Regions from separate parts of the Homo sapiens genome. Here all the other regions are linked to region 2. Evidence: chromatin loops called from intact Hi-C (ENCODE). Cell type or tissue: heart right ventricle. All regions are shown on one strand. Region 1 has its middle 65 kb from the start of LINC01364. Region 2 overlaps LMO4 (LIM domain only 4). Region 3 has its middle 220 kb from the start of LINC01773. Region 4 overlaps LOC124904212 (a long non-coding RNA gene). Region 5 overlaps LINC01140 (long intergenic non-protein coding RNA 1140). Region 6 overlaps ODF2L (outer dense fiber of sperm tails 2 like). Region 7 overlaps LOC105378833 (a long non-coding RNA gene).

Region 1 (4,000 bases), 100 kb after region 2:
AATGTTAAGCCAGATATGACAGTAAAAAGTTCTTGATTGAGTGTGTAAACAAATACAAATAGTATTTATGAGTGGGTTAGAATGATGAAAGACTAGGAGAACTGAGGTGATAAGAGCATGCATCAGTGAAAGCGAGAATGAGGAAGAATGAGGAATTGAAGTCAGAGAGTAGGGAGCAACCATGGGCTTTGGTTAGAGCTCTGATGGAAGGGAAAAGAGAGAATGGGCGTCCTCTAGGAAGAAATGTGGGGTGCAGGGAAAAGGATATAGTTTTAGGAAATAATGAGCACACTTCTAGACACGTTGAAAAATCATAAAATAAGCTTAAATGATGATACTGAGCGTTAAGTTCTAAGAGGGGCACTCTTGGAAAGTTTAATTCATTAGCAATTAAGTATTTTGGAAAATAAATGGAAAGAGGCTGGAAGTAGAGATGTGGATGGCTGGAGAGAGTTAAGATTCTACCTGTTGCAGTCAGAGTCCAGATGTGTCTGGGGGTGAATGATTGCCTCACCAACTCCTGGAGATTATGGATTCTCCCTGGAAGCCACAGGAAGTTTGAGGTATGAAATGATCCACGTGACTTAATTCACCATGAGATTTCCTAAGGCCTTGATGTGGGATTTCAATCTCCCGTTAATCAAACTAAATTGATTTTTGAAGCCTCTTGACTGATGATGAGTGAAGCCCAGACAAAGGCATCCCAATGGGCTACCAGTGCCTCAGATTTCTACACTGCTTGACTTGACCACGTGTGCGTGCATGCACACACACACATACACACACGCAATTAAGGTTAGGGTTGGGACAAAGAGAAAGGCACACACAACACTTAGGGACATTTCTAGCCATTCTGAATTTCTAGCCATTCGAGATGGTCTTACGTCAGCAAAGGATCCTTGCACTCAACATTCAGCCAAAACAAGGCTAGCGTTCTTATCATAGCACACCACACCCGCATAGAGACAAGAAACATTAACCACAGGACGCTCAACTCTCCTAAAGCCACCAGCCAAGCCCAAATCATGACTCAGAACTCCAGATCTCAGTCATTTCTTCTGCTCATGAAGGCATTCCTTTTTTGAACTGAAAACAAACTCATAAATAAACATCTCCTTCCTCAGTTCTCCCAAACAACTTGATGGACAGAGAACTCTGTATTTTATAGGAAATGCTTGTAGATTTTTATGGTAAGTTTCCAAAAATAAAAGCACAAACATTTCTACTCACATATATTTGTTATGATAGCTACTGGTCCAAGTAGGAATACATATCATCCCGAAGGTAGAGAATGCACCAGGATCGGATCTTGCCCATTTTCATAAACACCATGGAGCATAGTTAGCTCAGAATCCTACAGAGTCCACTTGGCTTATTTATAGAACTCAGACCCACACTGGTGCATCAGGATAGTTTAAGGTTTGGGGAACAAGTTCCCTTACTGACAAATAGCATAATTAGGCATAATGTCTTAAGCGAACATATTAGCTCGGGCTTTTAACAGTGTGCAAGCCTCAGCTTCCGCAATAACAACCTAATCTTGTGTGGGAGCCATCCCAGGCTTCACTTGAACACAGGCACTGTTGTCCACCCGCAGATAAAACTTGGAATGGTTTTATTTATATCGTCCTTGTTAGTCATGCAATCTGTGTGCAAACAAAACAACATTATTCTTATCTCCTTGGAAAGTTTAATTCATTAGCAATTAAAAACTGGTGCAGAAGAAGGGCCAGGCACCCGGAAAAGACTCTTCCTAGCACAGCACACCCCGAAAGAGCGGTTTGTGGGAGCAACTTTCACTGATAACAGCACCGTGACATTTGCTGAATTGTTGCACAGCTTTGTTTTTAATAAATAGTTTAGCCATGTAAGGATTATGCCACTGTAATTAGATAGGATAATGTAGCCAACAATCTCTTCAAAAGTACCGTGTTGAAACTTGCTGTCCTCAGGCCCTCGCCAGAGCCCATTCCTGCTGTCTGCTCCCTGCCCCCTCCCTTGTCTGGCTTGTTTTTAGGGGAGGTTGCCTCTGGGTCAGTTTCCTTTGCTGTGACAAAGGCTTCTTAGTAGGAGGAATGGCTTGGCCCTAGAAGCTGGTTAAGGGCTACAGATTGAGTGAGTCCTATTTGGAACAGGGATGGGCCTAACAGTATTCTTTGCCATCTTAAGGTCCGGGAACTTAAGAATAGCAAACCTGGACTACCCTGTCAAAAAGTCATGCTCAGTCGGGCCTGATGGGGTGCTCCTGTAGTCCCAGCTACTCTGCAGGCTGTGGTGGGTGAATCGGTGGAGCCCAGGAGTTCAAGTCCAGGTTGTGCAACATAGCAAGACCTTGTCTCAAAAAAAAAAAAAAAAAAAAAAAAAAAGTCATGTTCAATGGAAGATGTTAATAATAGAGGAAACTGTGGGAGTAGGGGTAGGGTAGGGAGAGGGTATATGGGAACTCTTCGTACTTTCCGCCTAAGTTTCCTGTAAACCTAAAACAACTCTAAAAGGTAGTCTATTATTAAAAACAAAAGCAAGTCAGGCTCACCCATGGCTCTGAGATGTGAGGGGCCAAGATTTATTTTTAAAAGACTTTTCTTCTTCTCCGTAAGAAGTTGAACACCAGGAAGCACTGAGATTTGGAGGGCTACACCCACCATAGGGAATTAGAAAGAAAACAGTCCCCTGGCTGCCTTCATTGGTGGCATTCCATTCATGTGGAAAGTGAGACATGACCCAACTGATGGGACCTCTAGGTTTAGCACCACTTGAGCTTTTGTCTGACCCTGAAATAAACAATACATCTACTCTTTAGTTTGGCATTGCATGCGTCAACTTGTTACTTAAATATTTTACCTTCAACTGCTTAACTTTATATAGGTCAGCCTCAGTGTTGCTGCAAATAATTTTTGCTAAAAATAATAAACAGTTTTGGAAATAGATTATATCTAAAACAAATAAGTTTAATGTAGAATAATACATCTTAGGGCTAGTCGGGACTTCAGTTATCATTTGGTGCAAATTTTGCCTGCTCTTAAATAGGCATGAAAGAGTTAAATAATGCAGCCCCAGCAAGGCAGGTAGTAGAAGTTTTTTAATCCCAGCTGCTGCCTCCGGGGGTAAGAGGAAGAGATATTTGATAGTCCAAAGCAGAAAGTAAATATAGAGTAAATTACTTCCACATAATTGGGGAGATTATTTCAAGTAGATTGCAACTTGGAAATGGATGGCTTCTTTTCAAAACCTAGGGTGACCTGTAAATTTCCCATCCTGGTTTCAAGGTGGCACCAAGGGAAGGAGCAAGTCCTGGCTTTCAAGGGCAGCTATAGCTGATATATTTAGTAAAGTGAAAGCTAACATCTTTAGTATTTGCATTACTCAGATCCGTGCAGTAGTTAATAGGAACAGAAATAGAAAGAGACATAGAAATGTGGCCAACAGAAAGACACTACCTTAAATGTTTGAGCTGTAAACTTTGGTAGATGGAAAACAGAAAACTTTTTGCAATTAATATAATTGCCCTTGCTCAAGGAAATAGTCAATTTGATTTGAAATGGGGTGGAAAAGCCTGGGAAGGGATCTGTGTGAGACACCTAAAAGAATTAGTGTACATTTTTCCACATAGTGGGCCAATTTTCCCATTCTTTGGTTTTAGTGCTCCCTTTTATAGTCAGTATGACCATGCACCAATACTATTTCCAAGTGGTAGTCTTTCTAATATTTGTCTTCTCCTCTTTTTTTTTTTTTTTCAGACAGGGTCTCATTCTGTCAGCCAGGCTGGAGTGCAGTGGCACTATTATAGCTCACTGCAGCCTCAAACGCCTGGGCTCAGGCAGTCTTCCCACCTCTGCCTCCTGAGTAGTTGGGACTACAGGCATGTGCCACCAAGCCCAGCTAATTTTTAAGTTTTAAATTTTTTGTAGAGATGGGGGTCTTGCTATGTCACCCAGGCTGGTCTTGAACACCTGGCCTCAAGTGATCCTCCGGCCTCGCTCTCTCAAAGCTCTGGGATTAC
Region 2 (4,000 bases):
TCAAAAAAAAAAAAACAAAAAACAAAAAAAACCCTCGCTTCTGATTACAACTAATTAAAAAGAAGATGGGTCCGCTTGTATTCCCCCAGGACAAGTTTAGGCAAGTGGCTTCCTGGGAATTGTGTCCATTCTTTTCTCTATTCTTGGGGCCAAATGTAAATGGCCTTTTGGTGTTTTCCTGTGCCCTAATGGAGCAATGGAGGATGTGTGCCCAGCCCTGAGCCTTAATTAATGGCATCTACGTTCTTACTTCCTTTTTTCCCTCTGAATCTGGAAACTGGAGCCAGGCTCGCTCTTGAACTACATGCTACCCCGAGGACCTTAGATCTTTCTAGGAGAGATGAGTTCTAGCTCAGTACGAAATTGATGGCCTCACACTTAGCTCAGGGCTCACCAGCAGCTGAGCGCCCCTTCCCCTCCAATTTAAGAGATTACTGAAGTCTTCCTTCAGTGTTCCTCTCTCAGCCCATCAGGATGTCCAAAGGGTGGGAAGGTGCAGACGTTGCTGTTCCTCTCAGCTACCCCCTCTCCAATGTCCCTCAAGTCCACTTGTTGGAGGAGCTTTCAATGCCGCAGGGACCGCTGCAGAAGAGTGGAGTAATCTGCTCGCCCGCCGCCAGGTGAAGGGGACCCCTTGGTCCGACTGAGACCACATAGCGATTTACTGAGGGGCTTTTAAACTGTCTTGACTTTGAGTTGTGGTTTTTTGAAAACAACCAAGGTCTTGCTAAAAAGCTGCGGGAGAGCTGGGAAAGGCCGGCCTGAGCGCGGGGGAGGGGGCTGCAAGATGAGGGGGCGCTTTCACCAGTCCCCTCCCCCTCCGCGGCCAAGTGTCGATGGGCAGAGCTGGGCTTCTGCCTCCTCTCCCTCCAAGATTTCAGATAAAGCGGCTGCCTTGCTGCAGCGAATCCGCACAATTAAAAGCTTTAATTAGTGGCTCCTCCATTTTCTTAGTTCTGATGGGCTTTATCTAATGAGATCTGGTCTCTGGCTTAGATCTGCTCCGAATGACGTGTCCGCAATGAATGAGAGCTGCGTCGCAAACAAAACATTTAATTAACAAAATTGGCCTCTAAGAGAGGGAGGGAAAGAATGAAGGGGGGGGGGTTGTAGAGCGGAGGGGGAGGGTGGATCTTAAAGGGACCAACGCCTGCCTGGCCCCCCCATCTTACAAAAATAGGGGAACCTTGGGACTGCCCCTTCCCCCACCCCCGGCTCCCGACCCCTCAGCTCCACCCAAGCGCCCCAAGTAGCTTCGGAAACTCCGTTTCTCTTCCTCGAACCGTCTTTCCTCCACCCCCACCTCGGGCCCGAAGACTGGCGCGGAAAGTGCAGCGAGAGGAGGAAGTTCGGAGACCGGCGGGTGGGGCTCCAGGTCCGGGGAGGGCGAGGAAACGCGCCGGAAGCCAGGGTGGCGGTCGTCGGCTGGCCCTCGCTCCCTAGGCGGCCAGCACCCGGGCCGGCGCCGCCCGAGGCCGCAGCCAGAGCGCCCAGCCGGCGGGCGGTCTCGGGCCCACGAGGGGGCGAGCGCAGGGCGGGAGCCGGGCGAGCGGGTCGCGCTTTCTTTCCCCGGGCTCCACTCGGGCGGTTCACGTGGCGCCCGCAGCCGCAGTGAGCCCGGCGCGGCCGGGGGTGGGGGCCTGGGGCGAGGGTGGGGAGAATTGGTAGTTGGTGGTGGAGGGTGTGTTTGGGTAGGGGGTGGCGTTAGGAATGGAGGCGCCGCCAGACAGCGAGTTCATTTCCCTGGTAATCAACAGCAAGCTGCTATATTCAGAGAATGCTGTCCCTTTAATTGAACAGGCTAGGTAATTAAATGGCACTTTTCCAATAGGACGTGCTAGGTAAATCTAATAGTTGGTTATTTAATATCACTTTGAAGTCTGCCCACTCAAGCACAATGACAGCACAGGAGCATGTGAACTATTAGCTAGAAAAAAAAAAAAAACAGGATCTCAAAAATTAATTAAATCGCATGCAATTTAGGGGGAACGTTTATCTTGATTTGTCATAACAGAATTAATTCAAGGCCTCCAATTCACTTGGGGGCAGATCTGTTACTCTGAATTAACCAAGCGTAATTTGGCTGATTTTTTTTTTCCTATTATGCACAGCCCCCCTCTTAAGTATCAATAGCTTCTGGTGCTTTTAAGGTGCCTGGTCTCTAGTTTTTCCGAAGTACCTTTAATGGACTTGGCTCCAGGCATAATTTCTGGGTTGCATTTCTTTGTTACATTTAATATAGCTGGTGCAGAATTTAGATTAAATATAGGAACCTGCTGGAAAACCAATTGCTTCTGGATCAGTAGCTGTGGATGTGCTTTTTTCTCCTCAGATAGGTTGCTGATATTTACTTGCAGGTACAAATGTATATACCTTTCAGCCACACTCTCAGAAACGTACCTCTCCTTGCCCAAAAGCAGTTTAGAAAACACAGCCAGGTAGCGTTTCATATTGCATGTATTTTGCTTGAAGTAATAATGCAGTTGAAAATAAGCCCACCTATTGGTCATTGAAGTTACTGAAAGATGCTAAGCATTGATAGTAAACTAAAAATACGATTTGCCCTCCATCTCTTAATGCCAGCAAGGAGAGCTGGAGCTCAGCGGGCAAACAGGAATAAAACTACATGGTGTTGTTCAAACAGGAGCAAAGCACCTTTAAAGTGCAGTGGTTTGGTGGGATTTCTTCCCATCTTTTCCGTTTTCCCTGTATAAGGAACCTCTTGATGTTTGTGATTGATTGCATTGCCCAAATGCTGAAATATTAACGACCTTCTTGGACTGAGGACCCAAAGAAAGGAAACTGAAACCGATTCTGTCATCACAATTAAAGACTCCCCTGGCTTTAATTAGCCTGACCTGGGGTATATCTCCCCGTTGCTTGAGTTAAAGAGAAAAGAGCCCATTATAGTCCAGTCTGAGACCGATAGCTACTTAATTGAGCACCTAAAGCCTCGAGCCTTTTAAATCAAACACTGTCCGGACAGTCCCCCTGGTTAGATAATTAACTCTCCAGCGCACAGAAACGTTGTGAAAAAACACACACACACACGCACACACAACTTTTCAGAAAAAGGGTGGAATTCTAATGGTAGCCTTCCTCTCTGGTAAAAGGGGATTAGAATGTGTATAGACACGTAAGTTATTCTGCTCTGAGGCAGCCTTAAAGCTGTAGGCATGGAAAGATCTTAAACTCCATTGATACGTTGTTCAATAGCACATCAGTCCTGGGTAGATCTTGGTCATTTCAAACTTTGTAACTGTAATTTTTGGCACTTCAGGAATCCCACCATTTTGTGGCTGATTGTTCTCTGAAAGGTTATGATAGCAGCCCTGGAAAAAAATAAGATCTATGAAAGGCTTTTGGATTACATATGAACTGCCCTGATTATTAAAATACACTTCGATGTTGAAGACTTACAACTGACTTTACTCAGGGTGAATTGTTAAATAAATGAACACTTAGGCTGAGTAATCAGATGGGTACTGTGAAAAGGGTATTTTTGAGATGGAGTGTCACTGTGTACCTGTTGGTAGTGGCAACCATAATTATAGATTCTTATCCATTAAAATACTTCAGGGTTGCTGTAAGAGGATATTTGTTCTTTAGCCTTGTTAGGATTCTGTCACCCCCTTCTACCCCCATTACCTGTCTTCTCTTATCCTCAGCATGTATTTGGCCACATGGACTGGTTTTTAACTTTATTTTTACCCAAATTGTTTGAATTTGGTATCCCTTTTGGGGGTTGGAATAGCACTACTGCCGTCCATAAATGCTTTCCTCAGGGCCATGCCCATTCTCTGGCTACCTTCCCCTTCTGAGAACTCCCCTGCGGCAGTGGTACTGCAGGTGAGACACCGGGAGGTCCTCATCAGTGTTCCTGAAGTGTCCAGCATTAGGAGACAGCAGCCCAGAGGCCCCCCAAGCTCCCACATGGTGTGGTCCTGCAGCTAGAGGTCCTGACAGTGTATTATTTCAGCTTTCTTTCTGTAACTGTTCT
Region 3 (4,000 bases), 350 kb after region 2:
TTCAACAGTCTCAATTCATGCTCCTTATTTATTCCCAGACATGACAGCTGGCAAAGTTGCAGTGACCTCTTGACCCTTTGCTGCTACCTGATTCCCAGAAGGCAACCTCTTCCTAGAGCATCTCTTTTCTCTTTATTCGCGTTCAGCTCTGAGATTGGCCAGCTCTCCTCCCCCATGATGCAGCTATTGGCAGCTCCAGTCTTTGTTGCCTCCAGAATGGATAACCACAAAGCGTCCCTGGAAGACCACCCAGAAGCTTCAGCTGGCACAGTGTGGCGCTGTCCATCTGCTTAAAAGCACCGGGCTTGCCATGCCAGGAACACCTGCGCTCCACAGTGTGCCCTGGCTACCTCGTCACTTCACAGTGACATTCAAGGTGCAGTCCTGAATGCCCATGCTGGAAATTGCTACTTTGGAGGTTTTCTCCTCCCCTCAGCAGCATCCCAACAGTGCGATGCTCATCATCTAAGAATAGCCCCGAGCAGGGGGTTAAAGTCAGGCCATTTTCTGAAGAATTTGCTTCTCCTCCTGGTTTGACAAAGCTGACTTTTCTGTGTTCTGGGACACAGTGAAAAAGCCATCTGTTAAGTTAGGCTTGTGCCATGAAGGGTGGTCTTGGGGAGCAAATATTTAAATAGTGTTTTTCTGTCCTCCTCATGTACATTTGGAACTTTAAAAACATATCAATAAAAAAATGATTAACTACAAGCCTTCCATTTCTATTAGGATTTCTTTTCCTTCTTCTTCTTCTTTTTCTTAATTAAGTTAACTTTGTTGGCAATTTTGTGCATCTTCCCCAGAATAGTCAATGGTCCCTCCACTCAGTTATCTCACCAAGTCATAATACTCATTTCTCAATCTTTGGCCACAAGAAGGGCTTTGCTTTAGCTGTTTTACTTCTCCTATTTACTTCCCCTCAAGCCCACTTCACCCCAGTGTTTTAAAACCATGACCATTAAAAATTCTTTTAAAAAACACTTAAATAGTATCACCTCCCCCCTTAAAAATGTCTTGTCAGATTTCTTCCTCTTGTTTGCTTCAGAAAGTGGTGCTTTGATTGTCCATTAGAGAGTTGTTTACATTTCTCCAAAAGCTCCATTTAGTTTCCTTGACAAGGTGGAATAAGTGACTGGCTGTGATGGATAGAGGCACCTGTCCTAATGGCTGCTCACACTGTGCCCACCAGTGCACGTTACATTGATAAATTGACAACAGTTGGGACATGCTCTGCTAGCAGCAAGAATGAGGCTACGAGGACAAACACAGGCGGTTAGACAGTCTGCTTTAATATTCCTGGGAAAGGTGTACAGCCTCCTAATCTAACACCCCAACAGCTGCGGTGAGGAATTAGTGCACAGGCAGAATTTCTTTGTTGCCTTGACACTACCTCTGCTAGTTAGCCTGGAATTATATTCACTGTAAAAGATTCCTTGGTCTTCCAGTGATATGCCTGCAGTACTTGGGTTGGGTGATTTAATGAAAACTATAAGATTTTAATTTTGTTATGAATGTATGGGTTTTTAAAAAGATTCCTTCATTGAATTTTTCTCCTTCCTCTGATGAGAAAAACAATAAGGACAACAAAATGTCTTATTAGCTATGAGTTGATTATCAGGAAAATGTGGGACATAGCCTTAGTCAACACTAAGGTGTTAATTATCTGGAATAAGGAGCTCAGGAGGGCCCAAATTTCCAGTAATGAAGAGATAACTGTCCGTCAGGACACCCCATGCAGCCAGGGGGTCTTAGAAGGTGTTCCGTTCTCTATCCTGCTTCCACTTTCATTTTCTTTTTCCACTCTGCTGGTTTCGTGTTACCTTTAAAAGACCGTGCAGCAGTGGGTCTTAGCAACTGAATCTCCCCCATGTTGACAAAGAGCCGAGGCAGGCACATAGCTATAAGGGCAGACCCAAGATTTTGCAGTCCCTCTTCACAACGTCCTCCCTCTCAGATAAGTTGAGAGCATTCGGGGAAAGTGGTGGGTGGATCAGCTCACATCGCTGGGCCAAGAGCCGCCGCCGCAGCAGCAATCTCGACACGGTCCCTCGCTGCTTCATCCATTACATGCTTATCTTAACTGAAGACTAATCTAAAGGAACAAATGACCACACGGAAAATGCTACAACTTAATACAAAGTCATAAAAAAAAAAAAAAGAATGCAGGCGCAAAAGAAGCACGGACATAATAATGCTTCCCTGAGCCTCGCTTTTGAATGGCCTAGTTACTGATTTTATGATAAGACACAGTTTGCCTTTATGATTTGCATGGCTAATGAAGCAATTAGCAGCCATCATATATAAAACATGCTAGTTCTTCATTAGACACCAAACAAAATGGCATAACACGAGATGTATAGTGTGGGGAGGCTCAAGTGACTTGCTCATTCTGTTTACTTTGTGTGGAGTTTTGTTGGAAGCCTGGTCGCTGCACGCATCACATTTAGAAGGCTAGACTGTGGTTAGTTTGATGTGAAATTCTGACTGGCTGGCAGTCGCCTCCACTCCCCACCCCCTAACTGCTACTAAATTTCATTTCAAGTTATAATTATTGACATTGGAAACAGCTACTCGTATCACAACAACAAAGCAACAATTATACAGGATCTGGTGTTTCTCATGCAAATTACAGCAATAAAATACAGGAAAATCCGGCCCACTTACAGACCAGTCTTTGTCTTTGGAGAACACAGTCTGAACTATTTGGTTAACTAAATTAAAATGTAAATCTTGGCTGGCTTTTCTTCTTAGATAGCGATATGAAACAGTTTCTAAAAGACAGAAAAAGCTTAAGGGACCACATTTCAAACAACTTGTCATGAATATTTTTTTTAATGAATTAGGTCTGAAAAGCTTAACTGTCTATAACAATCACGGATTCTACGATGCTGTTCAAACAGGAAAAGCAGAAGGGAGAGTCCTGTATATTTTCCCCTTATATTTTTGTTTGTAAAGGAACTTGAGAGTGTTGGAAGATGCACGGCAGTAGAGTCCCTTGCGTTGCACAAGTAAAGCCATAGCTCTCAGACTCCCGGTCGGTGTAACATGTATAATGAGACATATAACCTAGAGGAGGAGATTAGTGAGTATTAAAGCTGAGTTCTTTTACTTTATTAGTGTTGCTTTCCTTCCTGTCTTTGTCTCTTCTCCACACAAAACCCAAGCTTGTGAAAAAGTGTCCCAGCGAGGGAGGGCTACATTAAAAAGTCAACCACGGTGGCATTAGCATTAAGGCGCTCTGAATGCAGCCACTCTGAGCCACATGGAGTTCTGCAAAGAACCGGAAACAATGATTTGAATCTATAGGGAAATGGCATGGTTTCCGATCCATTATCATTACTGGTTTAAAAAACAAAACTAAACCAAACAAAGCCCCCCTCGACAAGCATAAAAAAGGGTTGGATCCACAAGGCCGCAATCAGAACTACAGAAGACAACATCAAAGAAAGGAGAAGAAAAGCAACTGCTTGTGCCTCTGGCCAGGATTCAGCTAACAACGCATCTGCTTTGAAAGCCATACCTCAGAGTTTGACCACAAGTAAACTGACCCGTAGGAAGCCACGACAATGGAGGACACTGACATTTAATTTATGTATTTAATTTTTTTATACAGAGAAAAGCAATTGTGTGATCATATCTCATTTATAACAGATCTGATCTTTAAAAGGCAATAATTTTACAAATGCACTTTTGCATTAAGAATACTGTTATCATAAGCATGGAGCAAACACTGTGTGGGCAGTCACTCTGACTTATAGCAGCTCTGTACAGCCGCTGCAAGATAACCAAGAGTAATGGTTTTTGATAATCAGGCCACACTATTAATATAACATGAACCACAAGTGCTTTTGTACTGCAGCTCTGGTTAAACTAGCAAATCTCATTGGAATATAAAGAAGGGGTGGGGAGTCATGTTCTGTTTTCTGCTACTTCTGCACTGAAAAATATGCCTCAAGGTGCTGTCTTAGGTGTTTCATGTCTTAGGGCACATGTAGTGGCGCTG
Region 4 (4,000 bases), 480 kb after region 2:
GTGAATGCAGGAAGCTCAGATCATTTGAAATAAACATTTAGTTAAGTAAGGAGGGGTGGCCAAAATTAACATGTGTTTGTGGTGTGATTTACTCAAATGTGGGTAATAGCCAGGCTTTCTTGGCCAGTGGCATGGAAGTGTGGTTATTGCTCTGTTGTTATGAATCAGCTCATTATTTCTGAAGGTAAATAGCTTAAATTACATTACTATCACTTTTGATAATCTTTGATAGTCTATAGTATGTGCTGTGTTCGAAGTTGGGTATAGACATAGAAGCAAATTAAAAGTAGTACAAAAATAATACTCAAAAAGTTTCACTTACTCTGTTAGTAGGTGGCTTTGCTAAGATATTCCAAATGGAACATTTTGTTTTCTAAATCTATTATTAGTTGCTAATCTTGCTAGGTGTGTGGTCCAGATTGCTGGATTTTTAATACCTATTTGTCATCCTCCTTTGCCAAAGAATATGAAATTGTCCAGTCAGTGTTTAAGGAAATGAAATTAGTGTGAACCTTTAGGATTCTCCTGGTAAACTGGTATCACTTTGGTTTCTAGAAGATGTGGATCTGGACTTGGAGTAGTGTAGGGGGTAGCACAAAGTTTTTTGGGTTGCAGGTAACTCCCTCGATACTAGCAGGAACAACAGGTTTCTTATTACGTTACTCTCTGTGCCTTAAGCCTTTCAGTGGCTCTCCATTGCTCTTTGGATCACTTCCAATAGCTTTAATAGGGTCTGCCAAGCCCTGCGTGGACTGGCTGCCTCCTACCCACACTCCAGCTTCAGTTCGCACCTTCTCCCCAGGGGTTTAGGTGCACAGGACTTCTTTAATATCCTTAAATGTGCCCATCTTCCTTTGACAAGGGACATTTTGACTTCTTTCTGCACTCTCCCTGATATGCTTCTGACCCCATTCTCATCCTCCCCTCCAACTTTGCTTAGTTGATTCCTACAGTTAAAAAACAAATCTTAGTTCAATAAATACGTTTCTCAGGCACACCTCTGAGATGCCGCCACCAATCTCTACCCCAGACTGGGTAAAACTGACTTATTTTATGCTCACATGGCATTATATAATTATCCTTCACAGCACTTAATACTTGTACTTTTAATTAATTATTTTACATCATTATTTGATTGATGCCTCTCCCTCATCAAACTGTGAGCTCTGTGGGAAGAGCAAGCATGTCTGTTTCTGTGCAACATATATCCCTAGTGGTTAGCACAAGATCTGACTCGTAGTAGGTGCTTGATAAACATTTTTGAATAAAGAAGTGAATGAATATGTAACTCTAATAATACGTTTCTTAATTTTTCCCCCTCTGTGGTCTCATAATCATTTGCTGGAAATTGTGTTTTTGTCTGTATTTCACTTTGAATTATCTAAACTCTCTAGGTGCAATTGTACATCCTCCTATCGCCTTACCTAGTATAGGAGGTGGGAGAATGGTAGCCACTAAGACAGAGGCTCAATTCTAGAAAGTCCTGTATAAACTCACTAGGGGAAACATTTCAGCTTCCCAACATGCTCTCTTGCCGCTGAGAAGAGATAATAAAACAAAAATTGCAAAAGGGCCAAGAGGCCCTAAAGAGACCTCGTATGTACTAGACCTCTTGGCTCATTCTCTGCCATTTAAAAGGAGGTACTCTGGACATTGTGAGCCTCTATTTTACTTTTCTAATAAAAAGGTGAGATTTAAAGGGAAGTAGATTCAAGTAAAAATAGAAACCACTAAAAATCATGGAAAATAAAGACTTCATAAATTCACTTAAAAGTTCATCTTTCAGGCATTTCTAGAAACATAAATAGGGTGGAAGTTCATTCATCTTTCAGAGAAGCACAATTTGTTTCTCGCCTCTCTTGTAGTACATATGTGAGAATCTTATCCTCATAAAAATTGCTTTAGGGTAAATATAACCTTCGTCTAATTTTTTATTCCTCTTAAATTCATTCTTACTGTTCTTTGCAGAAAGTGGTCACTGTGGTGGTAGAGACAGAAAGATTTGGGGCAGCTGGGAAATGAAGAAAAGCAGCAGGTAATTATGAAGTAGGGGCAGTTTAAGTCCTGACTTGTCCCACTATTCGTTCTGTGGGCCAGAGATCCTCCAGTTCCTCTGGCTTCTGGTTGTCACAGGCACAGCCTTGGAAGCGGTGACCGTGGGGTCCCAGGGAGAGTGGAGAGGGACTGATTCCAGCAGCATCAGCTGTAGGAATGCAAACATGCTCTCTGGGGTTGAAGCAGCAAAGCTGGCCAGGAGCCTTCTGGGAGACTTGTTTTTAGTCCTCTTTAAAGTTGTAATAAAATGGTAGAAAGTAGTTTTGAAGCCTCCTTTGAGCAATGTTATTGTCTGTTCCCTTTGCCACAGCAGGGTAAAGTTGATAAACTGCTAAATAATCAACCTTTGTATATTTCATTAGAAAACTTTAAAATTTTAAATACTCACTTTATGGCCCTGATAAAGCATGACAGATACCCATTGCTGTCCTCATTGCACTCCTGTAGTGGGTGGATTAGAGATGCCTGCTTTAACGGCACGCTAAGGGGCTGTCACTGGCCTGGATTAGACCCCCAGTTCATGACTCACTGATTGGAGAGAGTAACTACTCCTGGGAAGCAACAATTTCACATATTTCAGGGAAGAGGCTGGGCCCAAGGTAGAAGTGAAATCTAGTCTCTTGGGGTTGGTTGGGGGATATAAATAATATTTATTGGGAAAGAACCACACACATAAACGTAGATCCCAGACTGGGATAGGAGGAACCTAAGAACATAATTATTAACACTTTGGAATAGTCACGTTTGTTTGAATATGGGGATTGGGTCTTATTCATTTTTGTATCCTTACTGTTTTGTGCAGTGCTTGGCACATATTAGGTGCTTAATAAATGCATCTAATATGCATTATGTTTGATGAATACATAAATGAATGAAAAGACAAACTGAGTAAACCTCAAATAGAATTGTCCTCTATATTAGTTTCCCAGGATTTCTATAATGAAGTAGCACACATTGTGTGTCTTAAACAACAGAAATGTATTGTCTCATGGTTCTGGAGGCTGAAAATCTGAGCTCAAGGTGTCAGCAGGGTCATATTCCCTTGAAGGTGCTAGGGAGGGATTTGTTCCAGTACACTCTCCTAGCAGTTTAACACTAATCTTCACATGATGTTCTCTTTGTGTGCATGCCAATCTCCACCGGCACCAGCCACATTGGATTAGGGGCCCACCTTATTCCAGCATGACCTCATCTTAACTAATTACATATGCAATGACTCTACTTTCAAAATAAAGTCACATTCTCAGGAACTGGAGGTTAAGACTTCAACATATGAATTTTAGGTGAACACAGTTCAGCCCCTAACACCCTCTTGACTGCACTATGAATACAGTTAGAAGTTTAAACTGGCTGGATGCGGTGGCTCACACCTGTAATCCCAGCACTTTGGGAGGCCAAGGCAAGTGGATCACCTGAGGTCAGGAGTTCAAGATCAGCCTGACCAACATGGTGAAACCGTCTTTACTAAAAATACAAAATCGGCCGGGCATGGTGGCACATGCCTGTAATCCCAGCTACTCAGGAGGCCGAGGCAGGAGAATTGCTCGAACCCAGGAGTGAAGTTTGCAGTGAGCCGAGATCATGCCATTGCACTTCAGCCTAGGCAACAAGAGCAAAACTCTGTCTCAAAAAAAAAAAAAAAAAAGAAAAGAGAAAAAAAAAACCAAGAAATTGAAATTGATTATAAAAATATTCAAAGGGCATTCATTTGTTAGGTACTTTTCTGGATGTCAAGAGATACAGGTTCTGGACTCAGCTTAGTTATTAAAAACTGTGTGAACACAAACAAGAATTTCATTTGGATTAACAAGGGGGCTGGGATATAAGGTCTTTAAGGTACTTTTTAGCTCAAAAGTTCTATAATGTTCTTAGCTATCCATCTGAAATACACTTCTTATATGTGTTTTTCTTAGTGTTCCTTGCCTGTTGCTGCACATTTAGATTA
Region 5 (4,000 bases), 180 kb before region 2:
CTTCACCTGCATCACTAACAGGGCGATCGCTATCACAAGGGTAGAAATCAGCTCAGCATTTCCATGTGACTTCTTTTTTTTTTCCCAGCTAAAAAATAAATCTGTTCTAATAAAAACATTTATACTATATTCTTTATTGTCAGCTAATCCTGCCCAAACTCATTAAATGGCAGTGTGTGGGTTATTTGCTGTCAGTGAAATTATCAAAGGCATTTTTCAGCTGGGGCACCAGGAAAACATATGCTTCAATGCCAACTAAAACAATAATGAGGAAATGTTATGATCAGTCTTGACCAGATGACCCTGCCCATTTTAGATTAGTTCTTAATTTCAGCACAAGGGTCATCCTGTGAATTCTTACAATAAGTCACTGCTCACCACTCACATGAAAAAGATGTGACTTATTAGAAAACTCACTGTACTCATTGCAGTTAATGAGATGTGGAAAGCTTTGTAATTTGATTTGCTGGGCCATATGCTGTAAAGGGATACTGCTGATTTCATTCCTCCGTATTTAATTTAAGCTGTATGCAATACCTTCTTCATATGGCTACTTATATAATAAAAATTAACTTGGGGTATAAAAAATACACCATTGTGGGGTTTATGACTTGGTGTGGTTCAGTTTCAAGTGTTTTGCATGGAAACATCTGTAAGTAATGTGTGCGGGTCTAATTTTAAATCCCGCCAAATATTTTCCATTTAACATTTGGTTTAACTGACAGGCTTGCAGAGGTGGTTTTCAGAATTGTCGGTAACAGATATGTACAGTATTCCCAAGGCCGTAGCCTTTTTTTTTTTTAAAGGAAGATAGTAATTCAAACTTGTTTTTTTTTAAATTTTTTTAATGTTTACATTTCAGTAGATACAAATAGCAGTTCAGAATATGGCTACTCCTGTCCCTTGAAGACCCAGCTGCAGTTAAATCTATTACCCCCTAAAAAGAGTTACCTTGGTTTTGACTTTTGCTTCAACATCTGCGAGCTAGGACACCTGAGGCTGACTGGGAAGGTTGACCGTGGGAACGGGACCCTTCAGGACAGGGTCCTGCCTCCACAGTGGAGAGAGACAGGGAGGGAGAGAAGAGGGTAGGACTGAGAAGGGGGGCAATGTCCAGGGAGGTCTGAGCCTCCAGAGAGGCTCCGAGAATCCACATTCGGACTATTTTCCTACCGTTTAAAAATAAGTCTCACCTAACTCTTAGGAGAGGCCCAGGCCCCCTGAACTATCCCGATCTGCTCAGAAGCTGAGCTGTAAAACCATAAAACAGAACCTCTCCTTTCTCTACTGGGTAGGATTGCCAGATAAAATAGAAGGCCCCGAGTTAAATGTGAATTTCAGATAGACCACAAATATGTTTTAGTACAAACATATCCCTTGCAATATTTGGGACATACTTATACTAAAAATGTATTTGTGGTTTATCTGAATTCAATCTTAACTGGGCATCTTGTATTTTTACTTGCTAAATCCGGCGACTCTACCGCCGGGGTCGGACGTTGTTTGCTGACTGCATTCTATTCGTGGCCGCGGAGGCCTTATTTCAGGTTGTTTGATTCCGGTGGCTGACAATATGAAACAGCTTGAACAGGCAGGCCGGTGGGCAGAAGCCATAAATAGCCACCTCGGGGGGGCCCCCCTGGTCGCTGGGAGCGCCACGCTGCTCTGTTAATAAACATGCGCTCGCTGGAGTCCTCATCCTGGGGCTCGCGGAAGCGCTGACTCAGCACCGGGGCAGGGAGGATGCGGGGACCCCCAGAAACATAATTAAACTGTTTCCATGACTGACTTGAAAATAAAATTGTGTGTGGGAAGAGAAACTTGAGGGGGAAGTTAAACAACAAATGGAGAGGTGTGGAGTGAAACCTCAGGGAAACTGTTGGTTTTGCTTCAAGGGAATTGAATTGTGAAACTTGCAGTTGTGAAATTTCACTCGGTTGATTCTTGTGAGAACCGAAGTTTGTTTTAATTGTCAATTAAAGCGAATGGTGCTTGGGTCCCTGGGATCCAGGGAACCTCAGGGCGGTGCTCGCCTCTGCCCGGCAGCGAGAGAGGGACCCGGTGCGGGCCCGATGACAGGGTCGACCGCTGGGGGTCAGGATAAGCTTGCAGAGTGGCCCCGCCGCCGTCCTGAACTTTCTCGGGAGGGGAAGGCGGCTGTGTACAGAACAGCACGCCCTGGGAAGCAAAGGCCTGTCGGAGAAGTTGATGAAAGATGCACCTTAGGTGTCCCCGAGCAGGGCCGCCGGCCTCCCCAGAGGTTTCCTTGGCAGCCCTTATTTGTAAGGCAAATCCAGGCCCGCGCACACGTTGCTCGAATGTCAGGTACTAAATTGCCTTTATGAGAGTCGAGCAGGCTTGCCGATGACAACACTCTGATAACAAAAGAAGTGTGGCCTCGTTGAAGATTTTATGTAAAAGGAAATGATTCATTTGAATTCAGAAGGAGCCTTAAAACAGGGCAGAGACAGCCAAACCCTAGATTTTCTGCCTTATGACTTGTTTCTTAAACTTGTTAAAGAAAAAAGGGGAGAAAACTTAAACAAGAAAAGCTACCCCAAATCGCCAGCCAAGGTTTAGATTTTCGTGGGTTGCTATTTTCTTCAGATCAAGGTTGCCTTCTTGTTAACCCGAGACTGCAGCCGCAGAAAATTAGATTCCCCCCACTCAGGGATTAACCACATAGAACAGTTAGGGAATGTGGAGGTCTGGAGAGACTTGAGATCAACGAGTTCGAAACGTTTGAAAGAAAAAAATCTTCAGTGGTTTGAGAGCTTCACTAAGATACTTTAAAAAAAAATCAAAATTGCTCTTATTTAAGAGCTTTGGAGATCCAAATATAAGTCCCTTTTCTTTTGCCAAGAAGGCCCTTATTCATTTTGTGTGTCTTTAATGCTCAAAAGAGATGCTGGGATTCCTAGTCAATTCCTAAACAGGAGTCTGACAACCAACTATATGATTTTTTTTGCAAAGACCTTTTTTTTTCCTTAAAGCTTCAAATTTCTGTTCCTTTTGATGATGATATGTTGAAGAAGGAATCAGTGCCTTTCTCAGTAAGTGAATGACAGAAAGCCCTTACATCTTTTGAGTGGGCCAGCGTTTGGGTGGCAGGGCTGCTTGGATGGGGAGCGATGTGACAGGGCTCTTGGACAAACTGCTCCTTGGCTTAGGGATGGTTTATTTTGAACATTCATTCATTCACTTATTCAACCAGTGTTTATTAAACATTCACGGCCTCTGTGCAGGGCTAGGTGTGAGGGCTACAGTGTCTAATAACACAGAGTCGTGGTCTTACCCTCCAGGAGTCTGCAGTCTGCTGGGGAAGCCAACAACATGAGAAGGTTATTCTGCTCTACTGGAAAAGGCACTGATCTTGTCCTCTCTTTTTCTTCCAGAAGCAAGAAAAAAACCCAGATTGGTCAACACAGTTTTATAAACAAGTGGTACTTTAGCAACAGCAACCAAAGTCCTATTTAATTAGCCAGTGGAAGGTATCCATCTGTGATGGCCAACTGTTTCCTTTTTCCAAGGGGCTCATCTTCTCCTTTGGTGACCCAAAATGCCTTTTACTTTGAGCCACACCCTCTGCCTGAAATCCTGCAGGATAAAATGGGGATGGAGGTAGAAAGCAAGTGGATCACTTGGTACTGTCTGACTTGATAACCAGCTGTTGAATGGCCTGCCATGGCTTCACTACAAGAATGGGGAAACTGTTCTTTTACGTCTGGAAGAAGGAGAAGCCAGAAGTTTATTTAATCTTTTCTAGGCAACTTATTTTATTGCATTTTTAATTTCCTCTCTTGCATTAACATGACCCTTTTCACTGGCTTCCCACGCCTGGTACTTAATTACTTATCATTAGCAATGTACACGGGGGCCTTGCTGCATATTTATAAATGTGATCATTAGTACATGGAAAGACAAAGGCTTCTTTAAGACTGTCATTAGTTATTCTGTTTTCATGGAAATGTTCATTAGGAGAAACTACCCACCTGGTTAA
Region 6 (4,000 bases), 960 kb before region 2:
GGACCTTCTTCACATGGCAGCAGGAGAGAAAAGAGTGAAGAGCCAAGGGGGGAAGCCCCTTATAAAACCATCAGATCTCACTCACTATCATGAGAACAGGATGGGGGAAACCACCCCCATGATCCAATCACCTCCCACCAGGTCTCTCCCTAGACAGATGGGGATTCTGAAGATTACAATTCAAGATGAGATTTGGGTAGGGACACAGCCAAACTATATAGGTTTGGATCTGTGTCCCTACCCAAATTTCATGTCAAACTGTAACCCCCAGTGTTGGAGCTGGGGCCTGGTGGGAGGTGGTTGGATCATGGGGGTTGTTTCTTATGAATGGTTTACAGCATCCTCTTGGTGCTGTTCTCCTGATAGTGAGTGAGTTCTTGCGAAATCAGGTTGTTTAAAAGTGTGCAGCACCTCCCTACTTGCTCTCTCTTCCTTTTGCTCCCACCATGTGAGATGCCTCACTCCCCACTTGTCTTCCACCATAATTGTAAGTTTCCTGAGGCCTCCCCAGAAGCTGAGCAGATGCCAGAATCATGCTTCCTATACAGCCTGTGGAACTGTGGGCCAATTAAACTTCTTTTCTTTATAAACTATGCAGTCTCAGGCATTTATAACAATGTTAAAATGGCCTAATACAATAATCCTCTACACATTGGGGACCAATGCTTCTCTATAACCTGTTAAAGGATGCAAATTTAAAACATATAATCCTATATCAAACTAATGCTACCATTATCAAAGATACTATAGTGATTATGGTACAAACACTAACTTCCTTAAAACTTCTGTGATTAACTCAGATAGTTTTTTTAGTTCACATCTAGAATATTATACATCATACTAGTTTTAAAAACTAGTTTAAAAAAACATAATTGAGCTAGAAACAATCCAAATATGTACCAATGTTCAAAGGAATTGGTAGCTCCCCAAATATATTAGGACTCTTCACTTTGAAAGACAAAATCTTAAAGATATGATTATAATCTTTAAGAAGGCTATAGACGAGATAAACAGATTTTTTTACCAAATTTTAATTTACTAGATTTAGGGGGCACGCCCTGACACTAGAGTTACATTAAAGATAATAAAATACTGCTTTATCCAATAAAGTAAATGTATGGAAGTCATTATTCCAAGACCAAACACAGGTTTAGATAAATTAATGACTATAAGAGTCATAAGATAAGTATTATTGAGGACATGTTTCTATCATTGAATGTGATTGTAACTAATTGGCATGACTATCTCTTTGGCATACCTCTTGGTGACATGATGAGAGACGGAATATTAGGCTGGGTAGATGAGGGATGTGATTTAATGTGGTAACTCAGATGCTTTTATTTCAAATTATTTTAAGACTGTGTACTTAAAGTATTTGAGTATTAAGTATCTATTAAAGACTTATGATTTTAATGTTTTTACATTTTCAAAACCTGTGTAATACTGAAATGAATGTGAAATTATCACAGAATAAGTTTTAGTCTCCCATTCCTTAGAAAGCCATTTTAATTTTTAAAAATTGCAAAGGAGTCACAGTACAAGCTAAACCTAGGACTTTTCAACTTAACTCTACAATCATCAAAATCTAAGCTTCTTAACTGCCACTAAAATTGAGATTAAGAAGTATATATTAAGATTTAGATTTGATTTTTTTGAAGAGTGACTAAGTAAACTAAGAGAAGGAGCAATACATTCTTAAATTGTTTTTAAAAAACAAAATCCCATAAAACATAAGTAGCTGGGGAAAAACAGCAGTACAGTAAGTCGACATAAGACAAAGGAACATCCCACAGGAAACACTGTTGTCATTCCTCTAAAAGTCCACACGGTGTCATCATCACACCATGAATAGTTGCTTTCTTAGGTTAAAAAACTTCTAAACATAGAAACTAAATTTTCTTTTTGAACATAGTTCCAGACACGATCTTCTCACCAGATTTATCAAATCCCACACTTATACACTATCAAGGAGTATACTGAAATGACAAATTATTTTTATAATTTAAAAATAACCTCTCATTTGCCAAATGAATGAACACATAAAGCTGATTATCTTCTTTTTCTATCTCCAAAGCAATGTCTGTATACATGTCACATTTTATACAGACAATCATTCTCAGTCTCTTCTGAAAATAAGAAAACGTTCTAATTCTAATTGCTACATAACAAAGATCTAGAAAGAAAAATTGGTGGAAGGCATCTGTGGGATGTTCCCAGAGGTTTATAATGTAAATTTTTAAAAGACTCAATACAACAAATTACTCAACACTAAAAAGTTGAGATTGATGTTGCCAAATTGAGTTCATTGGATTCATACTCAAAAAAAAAACAACACAAAAACGAAACAAAAAAAAACCACTGTCAAACCTAACTCAAAAAGAACTAAATTCTGAACCCCTTAATCACTTAATGCCTTAAATCCAAAAGTGTGTGAGAGAAAATGTAGAAAAATTCATAGACTCAGACAGTTTCTTTTAATCATTTCTTAACAGTAGCATTTTGGTAAAAGAATTTGAATTCAAATTATAGTTGAATTTCATAGCAAAATTTTAGGATTTTAGCCTTATGTTCTTTCTCCAAATTATCATGGTTATAAAAAATAACCACTACGCTTTAAGATAAATTGGGAAAGATGATTATCTAATATGTTCAATCATACATCAGATGTATTCAATCACATGTGTTCTCCTGTATTTACTATGACAGACCACTGCAATACCAAGTCCAGTTCATCTGCAGTGCCCTAGCATACAAAATTTATTATCCCCCATAAACCCGCATTATGTCCCTTTAAAGGAACACACACACACACACCCAAACTCGAGTATGGTTTTGAAACATGCTACAGGCTGCAGACATCTGCTATAATTCAGGAGTGCAAAACCAAACAGAAATCTAACTCAGAAGTCCTCAACACTCAATGGAGTTTGAGTCTCTGTAACCTCTCAAGGTGGGAATATTGCTTCTTTGCCTTTGGCGGAAAAAAAAAAAGAGTTACCTTATATTGTATGATATGCCACCTCAAATTCTTATCTCAAAGTGACTTTGACTCCAAAAGAATAATTAAACCAAAAAATTCCCCTTAATTATACTCCTACAAAGTTGTTTAATAAGGGAATTACTTAATTTTGTGAACATCAAAGTTGGGCTGATTTTAAAATTATTACGATTAGTAACAAAAAATAAACATCGTATTGACTGTTAAACGTGTGAAAGTATGTATGTATATATGTATAGATGGAGAAAAAAGATTGAAATAATGTACACCAAAATGTTAACAATGATTTTGGTATATTTAAATTTATTTTCTATAAATTTTCCACAGTAAATATAAATTAACTATAAAGTGGAAATGATTTTTAAAGTAATTCAATTCCATAAATCCTTCCTAGATTGGTATTAAACAGAGACAGCATTTTTATGTTGAAATTTGTACCCAAACCTTTAGTTAGGCCACAAATATTAAGATTTACCTTAAATATGTATTTCCCATGTCAACAACTGTGTATTTTAAAACCACCAAATTCTAGAACTAAGGAAGGCTTTATGGCCTTTCATTAATTTTATCACTTAAGCTATAAAAATGGATATATATTTATATATAACCTTTACATATTCTTTCAACTTATCGTTCTCGGCTTCCCTTTTATGAATTTGGATCTGTAGTCGTTCATGTACTACTTTTACTGATTGGGAAAAACGGTTTGCTTTCAAAGTATTTGCCTGTAACAAAGAGAAAGAGAAAACCAAAAAAATCCATATTATTTGCTGTATCCCCAGCCCAATATCTTTAATTTTACCCTGATTTAGGCACAATCTAAACAGCTGATAAAAAGCAAAGCACTACTTTACATAAACTGCCGCCCCTATTACAAATGTATTTCATGCCCAACCAGGGCTAAGTTTTATCCCCCAACATTTTTTATTTAATGGCTTTCTTTTTTAAAATTCCCATCTATCTTTCTAAATAAAGGTATGGGTATACCTAAAATGCTCCTAC
Region 7 (4,000 bases), 66 kb after region 2:
CTAGGTCAATACAGTTACTTTTGTTCATAGACCAACAAGGTGTTCAAGTGCATTGGTGGATAATAATAAGCACTATTTATTATAAGTAACATTTGTAGAACATGAAACATTGTCCAATGTTTTTCATATTTATAAATATATATATTTACATATATCCCACCTGGCTCCTGAAACAATAGAATTGGAGAAGGTAAGCCATATAATGTCTTTATTCCTCATTTCAGAGATAGTTTGAAGCTCAGAAAAGTTCCCTTGTCACATTAAGTTACAGGGCCACAAAAACCACTGGGTCTCAGATCCAGTGATTCCAGAGCATGTCCTTGATCTACAGCTACTTTGAACTGGCCATCCAGCCAAATAGTCGCAACTTTCACAGGACGCTTTAGTTTTGAGTGTGAAATTCGAGGCTTACACTTAAAAAACAAACAAATAGTGGATATGGTCTGAATTATTGTCAGTGCTATTAAGAGAGAAGGATTGAGTAGACTATTCTATATCCAGGCACTGGCCTAAATGCTGGGAACACATCACTAAATTGAATAGACACAATCCCTGCTTTTATTAATAGTTTGCTTTCTAATGAAAATAATTCTAATGATAATGACACAACAGTAGGACAAGTAGCAGCTACTTAAAAGCCATGTATTGTGTTTGGAGTTATAAATGTCTTATCAGTAATCCTCAAAATAGTGCTATAAAGTGGGTCTTATTCTCCTCATTTTACAAATACATTAATAACAACAGCTAACATGTGGAACTTACTCCATACTTGGAAGGAGCTGTGCAGAGGAGATAAGGGAGCAGGCGGGTAGCCAAGGGGGATTTGAACTCAGGTTTATACACCCTAGAGTCTAAGGCCTCCCTACTTGGTGCTGAAGCAAAACCCTAGGCCATGGCCATTTGACTGCATCAACTCACTTCTACTTGTCCATGCCTAGTGGATTTCAATCAGATGTAGTGTTCCTTCATTTTAGTAGTCTGTCATTTATGAGCTAAGGCAGCCAGAGAGCACTTATTCATTAGTGCTTTACACAGTGATGATTGCTGAGATGGCACTTCCGGAGTCATATAATGCTATTTTCTAAAGCTTATAACTCTGAAGTAATTGCCTCATGGATTACAATTTCATCCATGTTCCTTTTGTCATAGGTTTACTGGGGGAAACACTGCCATTGACGTGTCGTTGGCAATTTTGAGGCATAGGCATCGACCTTAAGGTTTCAGGGGACACTGAGTTTAATTTAAAACTGTTAGAAAAGAAAGAAGATGGGAGTGATGTGCTGGTTGAAATTCTTCCCTTCCTTTGCTACGCTCATTCTCTTTTTACTTGCTCTATTCAAAGTGAGGCCACTGACAGACACCTCTCTGTAGGACTGTTAACATTATTATTTAACTTGCATGAATGTAGCAAAATTCAAGGTTCAGAATCAAATGACCTTTCTTTAGCTTCTCAACTTATTGTGGCACAGGTGCACAAAGGAGGTTTTGTAAGCGCCCTTTTTTCTTCAGTCTGGGAAATTACCGAAGCTTACGCATGAAGGGGGACCCTAGCAGCCTTAATTTTAAACTTCCCAAATTTTCTGCGATTAAGACTTTGGCAGAAAATAGATTCTTTTTTGTGTATGTGTTAAAAAGAAATACTGAATAACGTGTAAATGGTTTTTCCTTATAAATACATTTATCCGAAGAACTTCATTATTGCATAAATTACTTCTTCAAAATTAATTTCTATTTTTTTAAAGAGATGAAACCCATGTTTTCAATGTGCCATTAGGAAAGCTCAGTGATCACATATAATAACAATATATTAAAAGCCATACAGAAAAGAACCTATTTTTTAAAACCCATAACTCAACAGACTAGAAAAATGACAGACTAGCCATTCATGCAAATTAGCTAACTCACATTTATCAGAGAAAATATTTCATAGCATTAACAACGCTGTCATTTAAGAAAAATTAAATGGGGCCCAGAACCACACATTTATTTTTACTGCATTCATTATTCATTTGCATGTTTCTTTCCTCCCTTTAAAAAAAAGTATGTAAGTTTTGAATTCAAAGTTCAGTAGAGGAAGAAGCAGATGATTTTCTCATTTTAGTGACCCTGTGGTTAGCAGCAATAAAGCAACAGGAACAAATCTGGCTTGAAATGTGTCCAAACCCACATCTCCCAGTGTGCACAAAAGGCAAAAAAGTAAGATGTGCAGCGGATATTAACATGAGTAATCTTGGAAATCTAAATATTAAACATATGTCAAAGATTATCTAATACACATCCACATGTCTTATAGAGATGTCTTTCATCTGAGGAGCTCCAACCCATTTCAATGTGCGTAGACTATTTTCTAGCCCTGAAGGCCTCATCAAAGCTTGGCATATCCAGCATCTACAGCACAGTTTTTTAGATGGGTCCTTATGAGGTAATAACTCCTCAGCTCCCACATCTTCCTGAAAGACAGTCTTTTTAATTTCTGCCCCCACCCAGAGATGTTATTTTAAGTCCAAGTTGATTAAGTCATTTGCCCAGTAAACTGTGCAATTGGGGAAATTTCCTGTGGTCTTTGACTTGTGTTCTGATGCTGAGGTCACTTGAACCCATGTTTGACTCCGTCTACAGGACTCTTATTCTAGCAGTCCAGAGAATAATGTTCCAGACGAGACACTGAGAAGCTGTATTGTCTTATCTCCTGGGCACCGTGTGAAGGCTGTGACTTAATTCCTCTTCTCCATTAGTAAAATACGCTTATAATACTTGGCATCTTCTTCCCTCTAAACCTTATTCTTTGGAGTAATTGAAGATATATTTTGGAAGTACTTACAGTTCCTCCTAAAAGGGCGTAATATTATAATAGGGAGCCAGCCCCCCCTTTTTTTGTATATTGGCCATTGAATAATATTATTTTATAAAACATCTTAGCGCAATGTGTCCTTAATTTTTCTTAGCCTCAGTTTTGTCATCTGTGAATTGCAAAAGACAAGCTGACTCTCAATATTTCACAATGAGATCATGTATATGGGAAGACTTTGTAAACTCTAAAGCTTTATACAAATGTAGAAAGGCACATGTTGCAGAAAGAGGCCCCAGCCCCAAGTGATAACTGGTGCACTGAAATCCAATTTCATTTCCACATTCGTCCTTCCTTGGCAAATGTCACAGCTTTGTGTAATTTGTAAAGTCTTCATTATTAGCTAACTGTGTTGTCCTGTGCAGACAGGCTGTGAGGCAGAAACCAGATTACAGTACTTACCTTTGTGCTACTGCCCTCTTGGGGAGTCTGGCACGTAGTAGGGGCTCAACAAATGCGTGCTGAATTGAACTGAATTGTGCAGAGGGTGTGAGGACTTGGAGTGAACAAAACAACTGAATGCAAGATCAGCCACTAGCTTGGTTGACCCTCTCCAGGGAGGCGGTGTTCCAGGACACTGCCTTGAGACAGGTCACTTGAGGACTAGGGAAAGGACCCAGCCATTCTCTATAGCAGGGCAGAGTGCTCAGAGCAATTGTGATGGGTGGGTTGTTGCAATCTGTCCCCTTTTCTCTCCTGTCCGCCGAGGGGAGAAGTTGTTCTCCTGGGTAGCTTTCCTTCTGATGCTTTCTCTCACCTTCCCTTCCATCTTTTACCACTTGGAGGAAGGAGAAATGCTGAGCCTTTACTTATTTGTTGCTTATAGGCTTTTTCTTACTCTGAGAAAGCTTAGATTCTTTGGGGAAATAGCATGGATTCCCTAGCTCTCTTCTTTAGGGAATGCACAGGAGCTAGAAAAGGCGATCTCCAGATTATGTCACATGGTGAGGGTAGGGAAGAAAGGAGAAAGGATGGCATTTTGGGGAAATACGTCAGCACACAGTTTTGGGAGGAAGATTTGCTTACTCAATTTGTCTTTAAACCAAAGCATCTGTTTTGGTCATTAAAGTAAAACATCTTGGATGATTAAAAAAAATGCCCTATTCGTTCATTTTGACCTATATATGCTCCTAGACCACATTTTGAGAAATA

Evidence for each region. A loop is a pair of places that touch in the nucleus more often than their neighbours do. Peaks named below come from ENCODE experiments on the same cell type or tissue, not always from the same donor. Only the 100,000 strongest peaks of a DNase experiment are listed, where the experiment ranks them.
Region 1: a loop joins it to region 2, with 2.4 times the contacts of the local background. A loop is called at or near these places in 5 of 110 quality-filtered maps.
Region 3: it touches region 2 in a loop (2.3-fold over the local background); 21 of 110 quality-filtered maps call a loop at or near these places.
Region 4: it touches region 2 in a loop (2.5-fold over the local background); 12 of 110 quality-filtered maps call a loop at or near these places.
Region 5: it touches region 2 in a loop (3-fold over the local background); 13 of 110 quality-filtered maps call a loop at or near these places.
Region 6: a loop joins it to region 2, with 5 times the contacts of the local background. A loop is called at or near these places in 12 of 110 quality-filtered maps.
Region 7: a loop joins it to region 2, with 2.5 times the contacts of the local background. A loop is called at or near these places in 20 of 110 quality-filtered maps.

What each region holds. Positions count from the first base shown.
Region 1 is chr1:87,434,733-87,438,732 of GRCh38, forward strand. No RefSeq gene overlaps it. Among named protein-coding and RNA genes, the nearest start is that of LINC01364, 65 kb to the left of the region's middle. In heart right ventricle, no CTCF peak of the experiment used is centred here; DNase peaks (open chromatin) are centred at 959 and 1,999; H3K27ac peaks cover 2,286 bases.
Region 2 is chr1:87,333,941-87,337,940 of GRCh38, forward strand. All of the region lies in intron 2 of LMO4 (LIM domain only 4), which reads left to right. Among named protein-coding and RNA genes, the nearest start is that of LMO4, 7.1 kb to the left of the region's middle. RefSeq lists a silencer at 1,320-1,689. In heart right ventricle, a CTCF peak has its summit at 1,519 (motif pointing right); a DNase peak (open chromatin) is centred at 1,451; H3K4me3 peaks cover 3,181 bases; H3K27ac peaks cover 3,699 bases.
Region 3 is chr1:87,682,502-87,686,501 of GRCh38, forward strand. No RefSeq gene overlaps it. Among named protein-coding and RNA genes, the nearest start is that of LINC01773, 220 kb to the right of the region's middle. RefSeq lists enhancers at 1,549-2,050, 3,033-3,648. In heart right ventricle, no CTCF peak of the experiment used is centred here; DNase peaks (open chromatin) are centred at 1,867 and 2,481; H3K4me3 peaks cover 2,168 bases; H3K27ac peaks cover 2,425 bases.
Region 4 is chr1:87,814,662-87,818,661 of GRCh38, forward strand. All of the region lies in intron 1 of LOC124904212 (a long non-coding RNA gene), which reads right to left. Among named protein-coding and RNA genes, the nearest start is that of LINC01773, 90 kb to the right of the region's middle. In heart right ventricle, no CTCF peak of the experiment used is centred here; a DNase peak (open chromatin) is centred at 2,175.
Region 5 is chr1:87,149,987-87,153,986 of GRCh38, forward strand. All of the region lies in intron 2 of LINC01140 (long intergenic non-protein coding RNA 1140), which reads left to right. Among named protein-coding and RNA genes, the nearest start is that of LINC01140, 22 kb to the left of the region's middle. RefSeq lists enhancers at 1,189-1,787, 1,788-2,386. In heart right ventricle, a CTCF peak has its summit at 2,091; DNase peaks (open chromatin) are centred at 1,635 and 2,125; H3K4me3 peaks cover 1,082 bases; H3K27ac peaks cover 3,040 bases.
Region 6 is chr1:86,378,636-86,382,635 of GRCh38, forward strand. ODF2L (outer dense fiber of sperm tails 2 like) reads right to left here. Exons shown (of 17, transcript NM_001366781.1): 7 at 3,607-3,723. Among named protein-coding and RNA genes, the nearest start is that of ODF2L, 16 kb to the right of the region's middle. In heart right ventricle, CTCF peaks have their summits at 1,822 and 2,023; no DNase peak of the experiment used is centred here; H3K4me3 peaks cover 2,371 bases; H3K27ac peaks cover 640 bases.
Region 7 is chr1:87,400,203-87,404,202 of GRCh38, forward strand. The region is part of intron 3 of LOC105378833 (a long non-coding RNA gene); the gene reads left to right. Among named protein-coding and RNA genes, the nearest start is that of LINC01364, 31 kb to the left of the region's middle. In heart right ventricle, no CTCF peak of the experiment used is centred here; no DNase peak of the experiment used is centred here; H3K27ac peaks cover 1,288 bases.